3 separate regions of the Homo sapiens genome follow, and all the other regions are linked to region 3. The links are chromatin contacts, found by Hi-C or POLR2A ChIA-PET in ENCODE. All regions are on one chromosome and are shown on one strand. The core of a region is the stretch at or near the end of the contact, and the rest is flanking DNA. Distances in the headings are between cores, read along the strand shown.

What was found. Hi-C counts contacts between places; a loop is a spot of excess contacts on that map. ChIA-PET counts read pairs that join two places held with the same protein, here RNA polymerase II (POLR2A). Pooled maps may share reads with other maps.
Region 1: a pooled map shows a loop between it and region 3 (8-fold over the local background). The contact joins the enhancer-like site here to the promoter of TUFM in region 3. A Hi-C loop is called at or near these places in 2 of 50 pooled maps. POLR2A ChIA-PET finds 5 or more read pairs at or near these places in 2 of 52 experiments (GM10248 and WTC11).
Region 2: a loop to region 3 is called in a pooled map, with 16 times the contacts of the local background. The contact joins the promoter of ZNF768 here to the promoter of TUFM in region 3. A Hi-C loop is called at or near these places in 3 of 37 single-sample maps with no recorded cell type and 5 of 50 pooled maps. POLR2A ChIA-PET finds 5 or more read pairs at or near these places in 1 of 52 experiments (activated T-cell).

The regions. Positions count from the first base shown.
Region 1 is chr16:30,811,994-30,815,840 of GRCh38, forward strand. The region is part of intron 1 of LOC124903679 (a long non-coding RNA gene); the gene reads left to right. Among named protein-coding and RNA genes, the nearest start is that of ZNF629, 27 kb to the left of the region's middle. RefSeq lists enhancers at 1,151-1,706, 1,707-2,261, 2,132-2,281 and a silencer at 2,302-2,631. Within about 2 kb of position 2,423, at least 30 of the 41 ENCODE cell types and tissues checked have a DNase peak (open chromatin) inside an H3K27ac peak, as active enhancers do.
Region 2 is chr16:30,524,257-30,528,743 of GRCh38, forward strand. ZNF768 (zinc finger protein 768) reads right to left here and starts at 2,310. Exons shown (of 2, transcript NM_024671.4): 1 at 2,070-2,310; 2 at 1-1,795. The coding sequence starts at 2,157. The coding sequence ends at 261. RefSeq lists enhancers at 1,756-1,815, 3,396-3,695 and silencers at 2,016-2,065, 2,086-2,405, 2,496-3,325.
Region 3 is chr16:28,845,078-28,849,527 of GRCh38, forward strand. It overlaps TUFM (Tu translation elongation factor, mitochondrial), which reads right to left and starts at 1,271. Exons shown (of 10, transcript NM_003321.5): 1 at 1,141-1,271; 2 at 835-1,029; 3 at 237-403. The coding sequence starts at 1,192. It also overlaps a transcript of SH2B1 not described here. RefSeq lists an enhancer at 1,133-1,622.

The DNA.
Region 1 (3,847 bases), core at 1,173-3,672, 2.0 Mb after region 3:
CGCACCCCAGATCTCCCCAGAGTGAAAGGATGTAGCCACACAGAACCTAGGGAAGAAACACAGGCACATATTGGTTGGTTTTGTTTTACTTTTTGGTGTGCCTCTTTTGATGTAACAGCTTTATTGAGATGTAATTCACATATCATACACTTCATCTAGTTTTTTTTTTGTTTTGTTTTTGTTTTTTTAAGACAGAGGCTCGCTCTGTCACCTGGGCTTCAGTGCAATGGTGCGATCTCGGCTCACTGCAACCTCCACCTACTGGGTTCAAGTGATTCTCCTGCCTCAGCCTCCCAAGTAGCTGGAATTACAGGTGCATGCCACCACGCCCAGCTAATTTTTTTTTTTTTTTTTTTTTGAGACAGAGTCTCAGTCTGTTGCCCAGGCTAGAGTGCAGTGGTGCAATCTCGGCCCACTGCAACCTCCACCTCCTGGGTTCAAGCAGTTCTCCTGCCTCAGTCTTCCTAGTAGCTGGGATTACAGGCACCTGCCACCACACTCAGCTAATTTTTGTATTTTAGTACAAAACTCTTGACCTCAGGTGATCTGCCCGCCTCAGCCTCCCAAAGTGCTGGGATTATAGGCATGAGCCACTGCGCCTGACAAATTTTTTGTATTTTTAGTAAAGATGGGGTTTCACCATGTTGACCAGGCTGGTTTCCAACTCCTGGCCTCAAGTGATCCACCTGCCTCGGCCTCCCAAAGTGCTGGATGGAGTTTTGCTGTGTTGCCCAAGCTGGTCTCAAACTCCTGGGCTCAAGCAATTTTCACCCCCTCAGCATCCTGAGTAGCTGGGACTGCCTCAAAAAAAAAAAAAAAAAAAAAGATTACAAAGGTCAGTTTGGAACATTAGGGTAGGGGTTAGAAGCTCTTCTGGAGGGGACAATGGGGCAGTGGTGATAGATGAAAAAGCAGAAGAGAGAGATAACTCACTTCTGTTTTATTTTTTATTGCTCTATTTTTGCTTTGTAAGTCACCACGAATGTAGGCAGGATAGAAATCCTAAGTACACCAAAGTGGGAAGTGCTACAAATTAAATTGTTTGCTTTTATTCCTGTGGATAATTTTCTTTCTCTGTTTTAACATATTTATGCCTTCTATTTCCTAACACTTTGTAAAGGAACTGATTATGAAATCAGAAAACCTGGGTTTTTCCTCCTAATGTGACTTAGCTGCTGTCAAAGTTTCCTCATCTGCAAAATGAGGGGGTTAGAGTACAATGGACATTCCATTATCCTCTCCAGCATCATCCCCTTAGTGCAGGCAGGCACTCTTTCAGGGATCTGTTGACAGTCCCTATTTTATTTTTAGGTGCCAACCCAGCCTTTCCCCTCCTTTTCTAGAATTTTTGTGTACAGAAAGTGAAGGTGGGGCTGGGCACCATAGTGAGACCCCGTCTCTCCAAAAAAAAAAGCCGGGCATTGTGGTGTGTGCCTGTGGTTCCAGCTACTTGGGAGGCTGAGGCGGGAGGATTGCTTGAGCCCAGGAGTTGGAGGCTGCAGCCAACTAGGATTGTGCCACTGCACTCCAGCCTGGGCGACAGAGTGAGACCCTGTATTAAAAAAAAAAGAAAAGAGGGCCAGGCACAGTGGCTCATGCCTGTAATCCCAGCACTTTGGGAGGCCGAGGTGGGTGGATACCTGAAGTCAGGAGTTCAAGACCAGCCTGACCAACGCGGTGAAACACCGTCTCTACTAAAAATACAAAAATTAGCTGGATGTGGTGGTGCATGCCTATAATTCCAGCTACTCAGGAGGCTGAGGCAGGAGAATCGCTTGAACCCATGAGGTGGAGGTTGCAGTGAGCTGAGATCGCACCACTGCAATCCACCCTGGGCGACAGAGCGAGACTCAGTCTCAAAAAAAAAGAAAAGAAGGTGAAGGTGGCTAAATAGCATAACATGTCAGAGATTTACGTGTCAGAGATTTAACATGTCAGAGATTTCCACATGTTATCAAGTCTGTTTCATGGCTAAGAACTGGAAGGGACCTTTGAGGACATCTAACCCTCATAGGACTTAACAATAGGATGAGGAAACAAGCTCAGAAATAGGCTATAACTTGCCCAAGGCCACTCAGAGAGGGAATGCCAGAGCCAGGGCCAGCTCTCAACTTCAGGCCAGAGAAGCCCAGGGTCTTCCATGAGAAATAGGGCCTGTCAGACTGGACAGGCTCCTTGGAGGTGGTCCAGTGAGTCCAATCCCTTTTTTTGCTGCGGCTTAGACGAGGGGCCGCTGAGGATTCTCCGAATTCGCTGGATCTGGACCCAGACTTCCGGGTCCACAGTGCAGCCTGAATGATCAACAGGGGAACGTGCGTTCGCCAGGGTCCCCGGGGGCAGAGGCACCTCTCCCTGGGCGGGGCCGGGGAGATTACGCAACACGGGTCTTAGTTGTCTGGGCCGCTGGGGTCGCCTCCACGGGCAGGAGCCACGGCCAGGACGTGCAGGCCGCCCCCTGCTGGTCCGTTTCGGAACCGGGCGGGTGGCCGCGGCGCTGCCCGGGTTGGGGGCATGGCTTTACAACGGTGAGCCAATCCCAGGCCGCACCGTGGATGGGGCGGGCGTTCACTTCTCCTCCCAGTCCTTTGGTTCTCTCCGCGGCGGAAGCTGTGCGGCGACCTAGCAACCGTCCTTGCCGACCCTCCCGCCGGTGACGTGGCTGCGACCCACCCTTCTTGCCATAGCCCTTTGGAAAGCGAAGGTCCCTTCAGGGCCAAAAGGACAGGGAGGTTTTTTCCTTCCTTCCTTCCCTCCCTCCTTCCCTCCTTCCCTTTCTTTCTTTCCTTTCTTTTTCTTTCTTTTCACAGAGTCTGACTTAATCACCCACGCTGCAGTGTAGTATGATCTGCTCACTGAAGCCTCTGCCTCCCGGGTTCAAGCGATTCTCCCAACTCAGCCTCCCAAGTAGCTGTACAGGTGTGCACCGCCACACCCAGCTAAATTTTGCATTTGTAGTAGATATGGGGTTTCATCATGCTGGCCAAGATGGTCTAAAGTGATCCGCCCGCCTCGGCCTCCCAAAGTGCTGGGATTACCGGCGGGAGCCACCGCTCCCGTCCAGGACAGGGATTTTGGTTGGTTGGTTGGATGGAGCCTTACAGTTTGGATGTGGTGAGCATGAAATGCATACGTTCAAGAAGCTGAGCCGACAAAGGGCTTACTCTAGGTGGACTGAAAATTCGATGTTTCCAATTCAAAACATCTGCTCTCCGAGGTGTGGGTGAAGGTATGGGGGGTCCAAAAATGTCCGAGTCCCACCACCTGATGTTGTTAGTTACACTTCTTTTTTTGTTTTGAGATGGAATTTTGCTCTTGTTGCCCAGGCTGGAGTGCAGTGGCGCGATTTCAACTCACCACAACCTCCGCCTCCTGGGTTCAAGCGATTCTTCTGCCTCAGCCTCCCGAGTAGCTGGGATTACAGGCATGTGCCATCACACCAGCTAATTTTTGTATTTTTAGTAGAGACGGGGTTTCTCCATGTTGGTCAGTCTGGTCTCGAACTCTTGACCTCAGGTGATCCGCCCGCCTTGGCCTCCCAAAGTGCTGGGATTACAGGTGTGAGCCACCACACCTGGCCTAATTTTTGTGTTTTTAGTAGAGATAGGTTTTCGCCATGTTGGCCAGGCTGGTCTCAAACTCACCTCAGGTGATCCGCCTGCCTCGGCCTCTCAAAGTGCTGGGATTACAAGCATGAGCCACCACGCCTGGCCCACGCTTGGCTAATTTTTGTTTGTTTGCTTGTGTTTTAGAGATGGGGTTTTGCCACATTGCCCAGGCTGGTTTCAAACTCCTGAGCTCAAGTGATCTGCCTGCCTCAGCCTCCCAAAGTGCTGGGATTACCGGCATG
Region 2 (4,487 bases), core at 1,060-3,559, 1.7 Mb after region 3:
AAGGAGCCGCGGCTGAGGCCAGCCCTCCGCTGACCTCTCTCCATTTCTCCCAGGGCCTCCCGCTGCCGGCCTGGCCTCCCTCCAACCCACTTCCCACAAGTCTCCAGGGCATGTCACTTCCTCCACCCTGGTTCTCTTCTTCCAGCATCCTCAGCTCCTCCATTCTCCTGCGGCTTCTCCACTATCCTCCCTAAAGGTTCCTCTAGCTCCCTGGCCCCTTATCTTCTGCCCACACCTCCCACCCCTGCTGGGGCCCCAGGTCAGCGCCGGCCCGCCGCGTGGGTCCGCTGGTGGCGGATGAGGTCGGAGCTCTGGGAGAAGGCCTTTCCGCAGTCATCGCACTTGTAAGGCCGCTCGCCACTGTGGACCCGGTGATGCTGCAGAAGCGTGGAGGAGCGGCAGAAGCCCTTGCCGCACACGGCGCACCTGTAGGGCCGCTCGCCCGTGTGGGAGCGCTGGTGCTGGATGAGAGTGGAGGAGCGATTGAAGGTCTTGCCGCAGTCGGGGCAGCTGTAGGTGCGGCCTGGCAGGTGGGTGCGGGCGTGGATGGCCAGCACCGAGCTCTGGCCAAAGCGCTTGCCGCACTCAGGGCACTTGAAGGGCTTCTCCCGGGCGTGGCTGCGGGCATGGGGGATAAGGGCCGACCGCTGGGAGAAGCTCTTGCCGCAGATGCCACAGCTGAAGGGCCTCTGACCGGTGTGCACCCTCTGATGGCTGCGCAGGGACGAGTTCTGGCTATAGCACTTGCCGCACTCGGTGCAGCTGTAGGGCCGCTCGTGGCTGTGGGTGCGCTGGTGTCGCAGGAGGTAGGAGCTGTCGCCGAAGGCCTTGCCACAATGTGGGCACTTGTAGGGCTTCTGGCCAGAGTGAGTGCGCTGGTGGCGAAGCAGGTAAGAGCTGTCGGCGAAGGCCTTGCCGCAACGGGGACATTTGTAGGGCCGCTCGCCAGTGTGGGTGCGCTGGTGTTTGATGAGGTCAGAGCTCTGGGAGAAGGCCTTGCTGCAGACCTCACATTTGTAGGGCTTCTCACCGGTGTGGATGCGCTGGTGCTGGATCAGGGTGGAGCCCCGCCCGAAGCTCTTCCCGCAGATGCCACAGATGTTAGGCCGAGGGCCCTGCCCACCCCTGGCCCGGCCACCCCGCCGACCTGGACCTCGAAGGGCTCCTGTGAGACCCAGGGGATTCTGAAGCATCTCAAACTGCGGTGTAGACAGCAGGGCCCCTGTGGGCATCTCAAAAGGTGGCCCTATGGGCAGGTCCCCTGTGGGCTGCTCCCCAAACCCCTGAGTGAAGGAGTCCAGGGGGTGAACTCCTACGGAGATATTCAAAGGACTCTTTTCCTCGGGGTTCAGAAGCATCTCCGCACCTTCCTGGAATTTGGAACTTTGAGCTTCAAATTCTGGGCTTTGGGTTTTGAGCTCAGTGTTCTGGGATTCATATCTAGAGCTCTCAGATTCATAGCCAGGGCTCCGGGGTTCATACCCGGGGCTCCGAGGTTCATAGCCAGGGCTTTGGGGTTCATACCTAGGGCTCTGGGATTCAAACTCAGGGCTCTGAGAATCTGATTCAGGGCTTCTGGGTGCAAACTCAGGGCTTGGGGGCACAAGCCCAGGGCTTCGGGACTCAAACCCCGGGCTTTCAGGCTCAAATCTGGGGCTTTGGGGTTCAAACTCTGGGCTTTGTGGCTCAAACCCAGGGCTCTGGGGTTCAAGCCCAAATGGTATCTCTTCGACTTCATAGTCCCCACTGCCTTCTTGCTGAGAAATTTCCTCTTCCTCATTCTCACTCATGTTGCCTGCAGGATGAGAGAATCCAGATCGTGTGAGACCTGGAAGGTCATTTGGTCCATTAGCAACCACACACCTCCCACCTCACATGCAGGGTCGCTGGCCCCTAGACAAGTGCTGAAATTCCCACGCCCCCCTCAGCTGACCCAAGACACCCCAGTCCCCGCCGGCCCCTCCTTCGAGTCCCAGGTGTCCCAGCCCCGGGCCCTCGCTCCCTCCCTGGAGCCACAGCCCCTTCTCCTGCGCGCAAGTCCACTCCTCGGACGGGCGCTCCCTCCTCACCTCTGAGGTACCCTTCGGGGCTCCTCATTTCGTCAGAACTCTGCACATCCTGGGGCTCGAGGCCCCACGGCAACGCCTCCCGCTCCATCCCCGCGGGCTCCCAGTGCAGCGGCGGCGGCGATGGCGGCCGATCCCGCGACCCGGCCTCGGTTGCCCCGAGCCGCGGGCCCCCGCCTCCCGCCCGCTCAGCGCCGCCCAGGGGACTCGGCGGCCCAGCCCGGGCCCCCGAGGCCGGACGTCTTGACCCCGCGCCTCTCCAGCGCGCCGGGCCCCTCCCCTGCCCGCGGCCCCGCCCCCTCCCAAGGTCTCGGCCTCCCCGTGGCCCTCACTGGCCCCCGCGCGTCGCGGCCTCGGGGATGAGGGGCTTCGCGACTACCCCGGCGGCCCCCGGCCCCCGCTCCCGCCCGAGCCCCCACCTTCTGGACCCCGGCCCCGGGCTGGGCTGCACTGTCCAACGGCCGCCCAGCACCCCCCCACCCTCCCCCGCACAGGAAGTGTCCGTCCGCGGCCAGGTCCCCCCGCCGGCTCGCGCCGCGGCCTCTCTAGGAGCCGCTGGAGGTGGAAACTCGTTGGCATTAACCCTGGGCTGGAGGGGCCCGGCCACGGGGTGGGTGAGGACCGGACGCCCCGGAGCCCGCGGGGCTACCGGGGCAGTGTGTGTGCCTATGTTCTAGGTCTCCGTCCCTCCAGAGGCCCGTCTGTCCATCTCCCGGGCCCCGCGTCGTCGGTGCGTGTGGCCAAGGGCGAGGCGACAAGCGAGACCAAGGTCAGCGAGAAGGAGCGACGCTTCCCGGCGCCAGCGGGGGCGGTGTCTCGCTCCCTCCCCTCCCGGGCCTCCGGGTCAGCTCCGGCAGCGCCTCGGGAACCGGGACGGACTCCCCTTGGCCTCGCCGAGGTCCTTGAGCCTGGGACCCCCTCCAGGAACTCCGCTCCCCGGCACCTGCGCGCGCCCGCTCCCGTTCCTCCGGCCCCCACCCAGCTCGGCTCCCCTGATCCTCCTCCTCCCTCCTCCCTCCTCGAGGGCTAGGATAGTTGCCAAGGAGACAGCCCCGCCCCGGCTCCCAGAGGCACAGCTTCTCCGCCCCAGGAAGCCCGGCGGTTGGCCGATGGGGCTCGTGCTCTAGCCGCCCCGCCTCCTCCAACCCCGCGGACGGCTGGGCGTTAATGGTCGCCAGGGAACGCCAGGCGCCTTCCTGATTGGCCGGGAGTGCTGTGGTCGGGTCCGCCTCCCCTGTCGGCCAGAAGCGCCTTCAGGAGGTAGTGGGAGGGAGGTGCCAGGCATCTCCCCTCCAGCCCGGCCTGTGCCATCAAAACTTTTCCCGCCCCCACTTAGCCTCCATTATGTTTTATGAAAGCCAGAAGATCTGAGGACAGACACCCTTCCTCCTCGTCAGCCTCACACCCCTTGCCTCTCCCCTCCACCTTCCCCAGCGCCTGAGTTTAACTCAATCCCTGGCAGCCTTAGTCCCTGTTGTTAGATTTCCTCACAGGGAGGCAGGATTCCTTCCAGGTGAGGGTGATACAAAGGAGAATTGGACTGAGAGAACCATCTGGCCTTCGAGGCATCTAACAACTCTCCAGTCTTGTCTGACTCGAATGGAGTCTTGCAGAGGAAGGGAACCTGAGAAACACTGCCTCGGGCGCAGCTTTGAATTGAGGAAGTGAGCCTGGACAGACAACTTAATATCATCCAGTTCTTGTCTTTTTTTTCTACGCTTCGTGCTGAAACAAGTTTGGCAGCGTTCTTGACAGTTAACGAGCCCGATGCCCCTGTGTGAGCAGGAGCCATGGATCGTGTTTTCTTGTCGCCTACCCAGACAAATGAAGGGAAGAGAATGTTTGGGAGGAAGGATGGCCTCTCCTTCCTGAAAAGAGGTGAGAACAAGAACTTGAAGAATGCCAAGTGGTAAAAAGTGGAGAGAAACTATCTAAATAAAGGCTTACAGGTGGGGCGCACTGGCTCATGTCTGTAATCCCAGCACTTTTGGGAGGCCAAGGCAGGTGGATCACGAGGTCAGGAGTTCAAGACCAGCCTGGCCAAGATGGTGAAACCCCGTCTCTACTAAAAAAATACAAAAATTAGCCAGGCACGGTGGTGGGCACCTGTAATCCCAGCTACTTGGGAGGCTGAGGCAGGAGAATCACTTGAACCCGGGAGGCGGAGGTTGCAGTAAGCCGAGATCTCGCCACTGCACTCTAGTCTGGGTGACAGAGCAAGACTCCGTCTCAAATAATAATAATAAAGGCTTACAAATAAAATCACAAGAGCTTATGCCACGAATGAAGCGGGGAAAACTTTCTGCCCTCCAGAGAAACAGCTTCCAGCCCCATAGCTCTCTCCCATCCCAATGTATGTTTGTCTTGAAACCTTTGCTAAGAATGGCTTACATGGTCCAGCACTAGAGCCCACAGTCAAAC
Region 3 (4,450 bases), core at 21-2,520:
ACAGCCAAGTTCAACGAGCTCTTCAGTTCACATCCATATAGCCAAGTGTAGCAGTTAGAAACTCAGGCCCACCTTTCTCTACCATCTCCTCACCACCCATTCTGCGTGGCCAAGACCACAAACCTGCCATCTCATACCCAAACACTGAATATCTTAATCTCCTCCCCACAAGCCTAACATTTATCCTGACAAGAGGCAGCTTCTGGCCCTGTCTCCAGTGTCCCAGCAACCCTCACCTTAACATAATCTGCATGACCCGGGCAGTCTGTGTGGGCGTAGTGGCGGGCGGCAGTGCTATACTCCACATGAGCCGCATTGATGGTGATACCCCGAGCTCGCTCCTCCGGGGCATTGTCAATCTCCTCGTACTTCTTGAACTTAGCCCCACCTCCCTCAGCTAGAACTAAAGGAGGAAAAGAACACACCTCTCAGCTAAAGTTCCAGTGCTAGAGGCAGAGCTTAGACCACGCCCCTGAACCCTCCCACCTAAATACATAACCTCCTCCAATCTCTAACTCTTCCAGCAGAGAGAACTGTGGGTCAGAAAGAAATGTTAGAGGGCCTTAAGGGTCTGCCCTGTGACTTCTTTAGGGTACAGCCTCTGCTTGCAGAGCATTCCCCACGACTTTGTGATCCCCAAGCCATTGGTGGATCACAAAGTTCTTCCTGTTCAGGAGAAATTTGTCTCTTGCATCTCCCAATCCACCTGTCGCACAAATTCGGGCTCTTGGGGCCACAGTAAACTCCTCCAGCAGACACTCTGCTGGCCTTGCCTCCCTGGCTCCAGGTCCCATCAGTAGATAGGGCGCTGCTGGACGCCCCAACCCCACTCACTCTTCGTGATGGCTGCAGTCAGCGTGGTCTTCCCGTGGTCCACATGGCCGATGGTACCCACATTCACATGTGGCTTGTCGCGCACGTAAGTCTTCTTGGCCTCCACGGCCAGGCCGCGGCACAAGAGAGGCAATGCCGGGGCTTTCAGCAGCCGCAACAGACCCTGCAGCAGGAAGGTCCGGCCGGCGGCGAGACCTGCCGGGACCGAAGCTTGGAGTCAGGCAGGGAAGGGGTCAGACCGAACCCAGCCACCTACCACTCCCCCAAAGTGTTCCTGGGCCGCCATCGCCCTCCCTGACCACTCACCGCTGAAGTGGGGCGTCGCGCGCAGCAGGGTGGCGGCCGCCATTGTGGTCATACTCGCGCCCCGGTAACCGGGGAGCCGGGACCAGGAGCCCGAGCGCACAGAAGAAGAAGGGCGCCTGCGGCTGGAAGGCACTTCCGGCGGAAGTTAGAGCTGGGAGGGCAAGTCCGGGCCCCTCTAGCCGCCAGTGTCTATGGCCGTCTCAGCCGACGTCGGGCGCGCGGCTGAAGACGTCATGGAGGGGGCTGGTGTCTCGAGGGCGGAGTATGATGGAGAGGTTTTCCACCACTCGCGCCTCTCGGGCTGAGGGGCAACGTAGTTCTCTCTGGCGGTCGCAGGGGGCACTGAGGAGCGTCCCCTAAATCACCGGCGCCGCGAAGGCTCATGGGCGTAGTAGTTCTCAGGTCGGCGGGCTGTGGAGGTGATCAGAGTGGGAGTCAGGCGGGCTAGGCCGGACCCGGAGGGAGGGGCTCGGGCTCCGGGAGGCAGCTGCGGCTCCGACTGCTCAGGAACCTCCTCCTGGGCCCGGCAGAGAGAGACCCCGAGTCCCCCGGAGTCCGACTCGCTACGCGGGTCTTGCGAGATATCTGGCCGCCTCTGCCGCAGCTGGAGGTAGGGGACCAGGTCCTGGACGCCTTTCGGGGATGGGGTGAAGTGTGACCTCCCTCTTCGCTGAGACTTTGTTTTCTAATCTGTAAAATGGGAATAGTAGTATCCACTTCATAGGGAGAGCCTGACATCTAGCCCTGAGAGGAGATGAACTGGGTAGGAGTCAGTGTTGGGCCCTGTGAGGTCAGGCAGCTTGCGGGGACCCTGTACTGCTAGACCTCACAGGGCCAGAGCCCACAAGACAGACAGCTTCGCTGCCCACCCCTGTAGTCCCTCAGCAGCCTAAGGAGCAGTTCCGTTGGGCATCGCCCCACCCATCTAATTTTGCAGATGAGGAGCCAAGGATGAGGAGCCAGCTAGGGGAGCCTTTAAGGGGAGCCTGAGTCTCCTTTAATCTGTCGGTGTCCCCAGCACCTAACAGGGTGGAGCATGCAGTGAATGTTGAATGAATGGGTGCAAGGGTAGTCAATGTCCCTTAACTTTCACATCCATCATCTCATGGCAGCTTCCACAGGGCACTCCAAAGTGTTAATTATGGCTGCTTAACCCTGGCTAATGTTTCGGAACTCATCAGATCCTGAGACTCAGTGGACAGTGTTTGTTTCAAATAGATTCCCTAATTCCTCCCCTGGAGGTTATGATTCCGTGGGGTCTATGCACAGACTGGGAAGCTATATAACAAACACTCTTCTAAAACTGAGAAGAGGCTGGGCACGGTGGCTATAGTGCCAGCCTATAGTCCCAGCAGTTTGGGAGGCTGAGGTGGGAGGACGGTTTGAAGCCAGGAGTTCAAGACCAGCCTGGGCAGATTAGGAGACCCTATCTCTACAAAAAAAAATTTAAAATTAGCCAGGCACAGTAGCATGCAGCTATAGCCCCTCCTACTCAGGAGGCCGAGGCAGGAGGATCGCCTGAGCTCAGGAGTTCAAGGCTGTGGTGAGGTATGATCATGACACTGCACCCCACCGTGAGTGACAGAGAAAGACCCCATCTTTTTTTTTTTTTTTTTTTTTTTTTTGGAGACAGAGTCTCACTCTGTCGCCCAGGCTGGAGTGCAATGGGGCGATCTCGGCTCACTGCAACCTCCACCTCCTGGGTTGAAGCAATTCTCCCACCTCAGCCTCCTGAGTAGCTGGGACTACAGGCATGTGCCACCACGCCTGGCTAATTTTAGTATTTTTAGTACAGATGGGGTTTCACCTCGTTGGCCAGACGGCTCTCGAACTCCAGACCTCAAGTGATCCGCCCATTGTGGCCTCCCAAAGTGCTGGGACTACAGGCGTGAGCTACCACGCTCAGCCAAGAAAGACCCCATCTCTATAAAAATATTTTGGCCAGGCGTGGTGGCTCACACCTGTAATCCTAGCACTTTGGGAGGCCGGGCGGGTGGATTGCTTGAGTTCAGGAGTTCGAGAACAGCCTGGGCAACACGGTGAAACTCTGTCTCTACTAAAATACAAAAAATTAGCTGGGCGTGGCAGTGTGCACCTGTAGTACCAGCTACTCAGGAGGCTGAGGCAGGATAATTGTTTGCACCCGGGAGGCGGAGCTTGCAGTGAGCTGAGATGGTGCCACTGCACTCCACCCTGGGCGACACAGCGAGACTCCGTCTCCAAAAAAAAAAATTTTTTTTCAAATGAAAACTCAGAGGAGTTTAGGAAACTCTGAACTAGAGCTTTATGATGTTCAGGCATTCCTATTGTTTCACAATCAGCGCTCCCAGTGCTACCCTGGGTAGTAGGAACTATTATTTCCTCCATTTTGCAGGTGTGAAAACTGACGGTCAGGGTGATTAAGGAATCCACCACCACTAAACCCCAAAAAGTGTGCACACCGCACTGTCCTTTTTTTTTTTTTTTTTTTTTTGAGACAGAGTCACACTCTGTTGCCCAGCTGGAGTGCAGTGACACGATCTCGGCTCACTGCAACCTCCATCTCCCAGGTTCAAGCGATTCTCCTGCCTCAGCCTCCCGAGTAGCTGGGATTACAGGCGCCTGCCACCACGCCCAGCTAATTTTTGTATTTTTAATAGAGACGGGGTTTCACCATATTGGCCAGGCTGGTCTTGAACTCCTGACCTCAAGTGATCCACCCACCTTGGCCTCCCAAAATGCTGGGATTATAGGTGTGAGCCACCATGCCCAGCCAGACTGTACTATAATTTAACTCTCATTTTACTGCTCAGATAAAGTGAGGAACTTGCTAAGACTTCTCTCTTCCTGGCCCTCCAGTTAATCAGTTCTGCTTAGGAAAGGCTGGTATCATGTGTAGTATAAACAGATTTTGTTTTTGTTTTTTTGACAGAGCCTTGCTGGGTCTCCTAGGCTGGAGCATAGTAGGGCAGTCACAGCTCACTGCAGCTTCAGCCTCCCAAGCTCAATCTACCTCAGCCTCCCAAATAGCTGGGATTACAAGCATACACCACCACACCTGGCTAATTTTTGTATTTTTTGTAGAGATGGGGTTTCGCCATGTTGGCCAGGCTGGTCTCCCAATACCGGGGCCCAAGCCGTCTGCCCACCTTGGCCTCTCAAAATGCTGGGATTACAGGCATGAGCCACTGTGCCCAGCCTAAAAGGGTTTTCTGTTTCTACTCTGTACCTAAGTCACTGTACTCCTAGGAATTTATCCTAAGACACTATTGGCCACTAGCAAGTTATGAGTTTTTGGGGGTGGTATTTGAATTAATGGTTTATATTTTTG